Regions from separate parts of the Homo sapiens genome. Here all the other regions are linked to region 1. Evidence: chromatin loops called from intact Hi-C (ENCODE). Cell type or tissue: CD4-positive, alpha-beta T cell. All regions are shown on one strand. Region 1 holds the start of BBS5 (Bardet-Biedl syndrome 5). Region 2 overlaps FASTKD1 (FAST kinase domains 1). Region 3 overlaps FASTKD1 (FAST kinase domains 1).

Region 1 (2,500 bases):
TCCTGCACTAGAACGGGGGGATATGAATATCATTTCCTATTATTTTCTGTCTCTAGCTATCGGCCCAGTAACTAGCACGTAATAAAACATGGATAAATGTTTACTAATGTTACTGAAACGGACTTTTGTTTGGATTAAGAACCCTACAAGAAAGACAGAAAATGTCGCCGGGCGCAGTGGCTCACGCCTGTAATCCCAGCACTTTGGGAGGCCGAGGCGGGCGGATCACCTGAGGTCAGGAGTTCGAGACCAGCCTCAACATGGAGAAACCCCGTCTCTACTAAAAATACAAAATTAGCCAGGCGTGTTGGTGCGTGCCTGTAATCCCAGCTACTCTGGAGGCTGAGGCAGGAGAATTGCTTGAACCTGGGAGGCGGAGGTCGCAGTGAGCCGAGATCGCGTCATTGCACTCCAGCCTGGGCAACAAGAGCGAAACTCTGTCTCAAAAAAAAAAAAAAAAAAAAAAAAAAAAGAATGACAGAAAATGTCATAGAAAGTGCGCAATATGTTACTACAGTCCGTAATTTTACGAATTCCTTTCTCTTTCATCTTCTTAAAGGGTCTAACATGTTAGCATTAGATATCTAGCTATACTTAACCTGAGAAATTTATCAATATTTCATTTTTCCATCTAAGGAGGTGAGGTCCATGATAAGGAACGATTCCATCTAAGGAGGTGAGGTCCATGATAAGGAACGATTCCACCTAAGGAGGGGAGGTCCATGATAAGGAACGATAAGAAGTAGCTAAGAAGCTCCATGCCATTAATCCAGGAATCTTAGCTTTAGCGTTTCTCAACACTTAGTAACCCAACCGGCATTTCCCGCCCTGGATTTTGGAGTAGGAGGTTTCTAACCACTTTTTCTTTACGATACTTTCCAAAAACATGGTTTCTATTTAATGTATGATAATTTCCAAAAACAGGTTGCAAAAGAAGACTCCTTCTTGTTGGTGACTGATATGAATAACTAGATGAAAGCTTACCAAGGACATAAAGTTTGCGCGGTTAGTAATTTTTGACGACTGCCTTACTCCCACCTCCCTTATTTTACAGACATGAGGATTCTAGCTTGAATGATGAAGACATCTGCTCAAGGGCCCACACTGTGGGTCGATATTACACATCTACTTTTAGAACCCTAGTTTCCTGAGTCCCTGACCTACGTTCCTTCCATGAAACTGAAATCCCAAGCTCACGTGGGTGTATACGGGACGCTAAGCCCCGGGTGGCCCCGGTCGTGCTCAGGTTCACATTCCTGATCCGTCCCGCGGGCCAGGATGGGGGAACCGGAGGTCGCATGGGACCAAAACTGTGTAATGCCGATGCGCTCTTGCCGCGGCGCCGGCCTCGAGAGGGCCACAGTGGCCCAACCAGCCTGAGGTCTCTCGAGGCGCGGACGACCGGCGCAAGCCTCCCACCCTCACCAGGGCCGCGAGCTGCGGAGGTGCAGTCTCCGCCCGCGGGTCCCTAACGCGCACGGCGGCGCCCTCTACAGGGTTGAAGATCCCTCGGGAATCTTGGAAACTCACTGCGCGGACAGGTCGAAACGGACATCCCGATCCTCCCAAAGCGCATCCAGCACCGACATGGTGAACAAGGCCCGTGGCAGGATCTCTCCACAGCCGTGCAGGCCTAGCTGCGTCTCTCTGGCTCCAAGGCAACGGGCCGCCTCTGTCACGACGTCTACGGCGGGCGCCGAGACTCAAGCTTCCGCGAGAGTGCGCGCGCGTCGCCCAGCTCTTTCGCGTCGTTAAGCCGATTTGAGATGCGAGGCAGGATTTAGGAGTCTCTGAGAAGCCCAGCTGTGTCCGCCAAGGGGAGCGTGCCTGACCTCTGGGCGACCTTCCTTGCCTCCAAACAGACATCCTTTAGCCATTTTACCCCTCTCCTTATTTCTCTTCACCGTCAAGAGATTCAGGTTATTAGCCGGGCATGGTGGCTTCTGCCTGTAATCCCTGCAGTTTGGGAGGCCGAGGCTGGAGGATCACTTGAGGCCAGGAATTCGAGACTAGCCTGGGCAACATAGCGAAACTTCATCTCTACAAACACAAACAAACAAACAAAACCAACCCAAAATTAGCCAGGGGTGGTGGTGCACGCCTGCAGGCTCAACTACTCGGGAGGCTGAGGCGGGAGGATCTCTTGAACCCAAGAGGTGGAGGCTGCGGGGAGCTATGATCGTGCCTCTGCCCTCCAGCCTAGGTGATAGAGATATAGGATCAACAGGTTCGTATGCCTGCTGTGCAGTAACAAACCCATTACACGAAGACAGCAGAGTTTGCAGCAGGGAAAGAGTTTAATGATTGCAGGGCACCTAGCAAAGAGATGGGAAGAGATCCTCGAATCTATCTTCCCAAGAGTTCTGGGCTGAGGTTTTTAAGAGGATCACAGAGGGCGAGGGGCTGGAAAATTGGGGTCCTTGATTGGTCGGAGTAAGGGAGATGAAATCATCAGGATAGGGAAGCTGCATTCTTTGCTGAATCAGTTTCTCACGGGTTC
Region 2 (2,500 bases), 82 kb before region 1:
TTGATTGCTTTTAATTTTATAACTATATATTATGTGTTTTAAGTGAAAGTAAATACTAATGTTCTCCTTTGTATATTTCCTTTAATAGGTTTGATATTAAACTGCTCTCAGAATTTTCCTCTTGCCTAGCAGATCAGCATTTGTATTTTAGTCCATTAATGGGAAAAATAGCTGATATTGTTCATAGGAACTTGGAAACCACACAGGACTTAAGGTAAATTTATTTAGGGAATCTTGTGTTGTGGTGGAAAGATCCTGGGCTTTGGATGTGGATGCAGTCAGATTTGCTACTCTTAGTTTATGTGACTTAAGGTTACTTAAGCTCTTGGAAGTTCGTTATCCTCATCTGCAAAAGAGGGATAGTAATAGCTACTTTGCAATATTGCTGTGGGGATTAGACATAAGGTACATAAAGTGTAATACAATATTGTTGAGGTCTGTGGAGGATCTGAGTTTTTACCTATTTGCAAGCTAAGTTTGCCTGCCACATTTTCCTACGTGTGCCGTAGGAAGGCCTGAGACTCCGAGGTCAGAGAGAGGACTTTGTTTTTTATAGCAATAGCAGTAGCAGAGTACCAGAATTTTCTTGTGTTGATTCCCTGAGCTCTCGTTCCCATAATGGGTTGTGATCCAGGAGAGGAGCTCTGAGCTTAGGAAACCTGAATCTTTTATAATAAAGCATGCCTACTCTGCTCCAACAGGAGACATTATCTCTATTCTCCTAGGCTGTTTGCTATGCAAACATCCTTGAAAAGATAGTTCTGAACAAAGGCAGTCAGAAACCCACTGAAAATGGCCTCTGAATAAGTATCTAGAACATAGAAGTTTCTCAGTAATGGATAGTAGGTATTATTATTATATCATGAAGTAAACCCAAGAAGTATTTAAATTAAGTATGAATTCATTGGCCAGGCATGGTGGATCACACCTGTAATCCCAGCACTTTGGGAGGCCGAAGTGGGTGGATCACTTGATGTCAGGAGTTCGAGACCAGCCTGGCCAACATGGCAAAAATCCCATCTCTACAAAAAATACAAAATTAGCTGGGCATGGTGGCGGGCGCCTGTAATCCCAGCTACTCGGGAGGCTGAGGCACAGGAATTACTTGAACCTGGGAGGTGGAGGTTGCAGTGACCTGAGATTGTGCCACTGCACTCCAGCCTGGGCAACAGAGCAAGACTCTGTCTCAAAACAACAATAACAAAAAACGAAAAAAAAACAGTAACAAAACTTGAAACAACAACAACAAAATCCAAAAAAACCAAAAAATAAATTAATAAATAATTAATTTACAATAAATTAATAAATAATTAATTTACAATAAATTAATAAATAATTATTTTACAATAAATTAATAAATAATTATTTTACAATAAATTAATAAATAATTAATTTACAATAAATTAATAAATAATTAATTTACAATAAATTAATGAATAATTAATTTACAATAAATTAATGAATAATTAATTTACAATAAATTAATAATTAATTTATAATAAATTAACAAATAATTGATTTACAATAAATAAATAATTTATAATAAATAATTTACAATAAATTAATAAATAATTATTTTACAATAAATTAATAAATAATTTACAATAAATTAATAAATAATTTACAATAAATTAATAAATAATTTACAATAAATTAATAAATAATTTACAATAAATTAATAAATAATTTATAATGAATAATTAATTTATAATAGATTAATAATTAATTTATAATAGATTAATAATTTATAATGGATTAATTTATAATTAATTTATAAACAAATTCACAAATTTTACATACAATTATGTCTTTTTTATTCTTTCCATCTGGGAATACTTTCTTTTCAGTTTCATAAAGGAGAGTTAATAGTTACATTTGCTGAATGTCAAGGAACTATTAATTTGAAACTAACATTTAAGGAGTTTCTCTGGTTTTCATACCAGTGGTTTGAGGGTTTGTTTTGTTTTTAACATAAGATTACTTACTGTCAATGCTAACCTTCATAATCCAGTACTATGATTGTCTTTGGCGTTTCAGATACAGCTTTTTCTCTCATATTTACAAAGTGATTAGCACTTTGGTAAAATTAAATTATAGTAGTTTCCTGCTCTTCTTGCCCCACTCCACCCTACTTCCCTGCCTTTTTTTTTTTCTTTTGAGATGGAGTCTCCCTCTGTTTCCCTGACTGGAGTGCAATGATGCAACCTCTGCCTCCTGGGTTCAAGCGATTTTCCTGCCTCAGCCTCCTGAGTAGCTGGGATTACAGGTGCTCGCCACCACATCCAGCTAATTTTTATATTTTTAGTGGAGATGGGGTTTCACCATGTTGCCAGGCTGGTCTCAAACTCCTGACCACAAGTGATCTGCCCACCTCGGCCTCCCAAAGTTCTGGGATTACAGGCATGAGCCACCATGCCCAGCCCCTTGCCTTTTTTTTAAAAAAAATACACTTATGTGGCTGGGTGCAGTGGCTCATGCCTGTAATCCCAGCACTTTGGGA
Region 3 (2,500 bases), 88 kb before region 1:
CTTTTTCTGTCTCTCTTTTTTTTTTTTTTTTTTTTTTTTTTTTAATGGACAGGGTCTTGACATGTTGCCCAGGCTGGTTTTGAACTCTTGGGCTCAAGCAATACTTCCTCCTTGGCCTCACAAAGTGCTGGGTTTATATGCATGAGCCACCATGCCTGGCTGTGTATTCTTTAAGAGAGAAAAGAAAGTATTTCATATTTTTCCTCTTTAAGAGTGGGGAATAGTATACTTTTCCACACATGTAATTAGTTGAAATATAAATAAGATAGAGTCACAGCTATTCATGAACTAGCCTTTTTGAATCTTCTTTTCTAGAAGAATACTTCAGAAAGGAAAGATTCTTGATTAATTGGCTATCAATAAAAACCTAGAAGTGCAGGAGCCAGGAAAGGAGAAAAAAAGAGACCCTAGTTTATTAGAGAGGAAGGCCATTTAACACTGTTTAGGAGCATCTGTAGCTACTTGTCTGTTACTCCATTTTTAAGGAGAGGCAATGACCAGAGCTTATAGGTGACTTAGAAGCTTTTTAAAGAAAGTGAGTTTCAGGTCCACTGCTGTGGACAGTATTAATTCAGATATATTTCCTATATTGTACACAGCTCTATTTTCAGCATGTTGCCTTACTTGATAATCATTCAGAAAAATGGGAAATCTTGTGAGTACAGAGAAATTTATTCTCTAATTATATATCAGAAGCTCTTTATTTATAAAAGGGCTGAGATAATAGCAGACTCATTTTGGGAAATCTTCATCTATTTCTGAAAACTTTGAATTTTTTAATCTAGGAACTCTGGATGATTGTAGTCTATTGTTAGTGGAATAAGGCAAATGTTAGGGAGGAAAGAAAAAAATCAGGGTGAGGAAGAGATAGGAGGATATTAAAAACTACAGAGCAACTCTCCCTCTAAATCAAATGGAAACCAGACAGGAAAGTCTTGACTAAGATGAAGGAGAAACAACAGGCTATTTATTTGTAGACAGAGAGGAGCGACCATTCTGATTTTTAAAATATTTTTAACATATTGCCTCTTAAAGCTTAAACTATAATAAATACTTATATATTGGTAAACTCTGTAGGCCTTTATTACATGGGCTGGATTAAATTAAGGGACAGAACAGTTCTCCAGATTTAGAAATTCTGTATTAATCTACTAAGTTGTGATTTTAAGTTAATCTTATTAGCTAAACCCATCTGTCTTCTTTTATACTCTCTACCTATAAGTATATTGAGGGTAAGCAGAGTAATCTTATTCCTTTTGCTAACAGTACAAATTATCTATTTACTGGATCTTTGGGGTTAGATTTGTTGATAATAGGTCACAACATTTTATTTCTCTTCAAAGCAAGGATACGTTATGTGTATTATGCAGCTTGAACAAATCACTTGTAAAATAGGTGGTCTTTTGTGTTTTATAATTACTGTATTAATTAAATTACATGTATGATTGTATTTTATAGTGAATCAAGCATTTCTTTTAAATTTTTCTTTATTTCAAAATAACTCAGAAGTACAATGATCTTGCTAAAATATCTATAAACTTATGTTTTTTTTTTTTTGAGACAGAGTCTCGCTCTGTTGCCCAGGCGGGAGCGTAGTGGTGTGATCTCAGCTCACTGCAAGCTCCGCCTCCTGGGTTCAAGTGATTGTCCTGCCTCAACCTCCCAAGTAGCTGGGACTACAGGCACCTGCCACCACACCTAGCTAATTTTTGTATTTTTAGTAGAGACAGGGTTTCACCATATTGGCCAGGCTGGTCTCAAACTCCTGACCTCGTGATCTGCCCACCTTGGCCTCCCAAAGTGCTGGGATTACAGGTGTGAGCCACTGTGCCCAGCCTGTTTTATAAATATAATTTGTAATGATTTAAATGGGGTAGATTATTCTGGATTAGTACTATATGATGAATCATGGCAAGGATAATTAACATGTATTTGAAATCCATATATATTTTTTTCTTTTGGGATAGGGTTTGGCTCTGTTACCCAGGGTGGAGTACAGTGGTACAACCAGGGCTCACTGCAGCCTCAGACTTCCAGGCTCAAGCCATCGTCCTATCTCAGCCTCCCAAGTTTCTGGGACCACAGGTGGATGCCACCACGCCCAGCTAATTTTTATATTTTTAGTAGAGATGGGATTTCGCCATGTTGCCAGGTTGGTCTTGAACTCCTGGGCTCAAGGAATCCTCCTACCTTGGCCTCCCAAGAAATCCAAATTTTTTTTAAAAAACTTTCTATTATAGAATATTTTTAACATTTACAAAAGGAGAAAGAGTAGTACAACGAATTCCCATGTACCCATCCTCCAGCTTCAACAATTGTCAACACATAGCCAGTCTTGTTTTATCTATATCCCCTCCCACTCTCAGTATACTTCAGTATATTTTAAATAATATCATTTCATCTTTAAATACCTCAGTATGTTTCTCTAAGGACTTTTTAAAAATATAGAACCAGCTGGGCGTGGTGGCACACGCTTGTAGTTTCAGCTACTCAGAAGGCT

Evidence for each region. Hi-C counts contacts between places; a loop is a spot of excess contacts. Peaks named below come from ENCODE experiments on the same cell type or tissue, not always from the same donor. Only the 100,000 strongest peaks of a DNase experiment are listed, where the experiment ranks them.
Region 2: it touches region 1 in a loop (5-fold over the local background); 15 of 110 quality-filtered maps call a loop at or near these places.
Region 3: a loop joins it to region 1, with 2.6 times the contacts of the local background. A loop is called at or near these places in 12 of 110 quality-filtered maps.

The regions. Positions count from the first base shown.
Region 1 is chr2:169,478,643-169,481,142 of GRCh38, reverse strand. BBS5 (Bardet-Biedl syndrome 5) reads right to left here and starts at 1,649. Exons shown (of 12, transcript NM_152384.3): 1 at 1,531-1,649. The coding sequence starts at 1,589. RefSeq lists enhancers at 1,376-1,715, 1,726-1,835. In CD4-positive, alpha-beta T cell, a CTCF peak has its summit at 1,505 (motif pointing left); a DNase peak (open chromatin) is centred at 1,682; H3K4me3 peaks cover 1,413 bases.
Region 2 is chr2:169,560,939-169,563,438 of GRCh38, reverse strand. FASTKD1 (FAST kinase domains 1) reads left to right here. Exons shown (of 15, transcript NM_024622.6): 4 at 89-214. Among named protein-coding and RNA genes, the nearest start is that of FASTKD1, 12 kb to the left of the region's middle. In CD4-positive, alpha-beta T cell, no CTCF peak of the experiment used is centred here; no DNase peak of the experiment used is centred here.
Region 3 is chr2:169,566,172-169,568,671 of GRCh38, reverse strand. The region is part of intron 3 of FASTKD1 (FAST kinase domains 1); the gene reads left to right. Among named protein-coding and RNA genes, the nearest start is that of FASTKD1, 6.4 kb to the left of the region's middle. In CD4-positive, alpha-beta T cell, no CTCF peak of the experiment used is centred here; no DNase peak of the experiment used is centred here.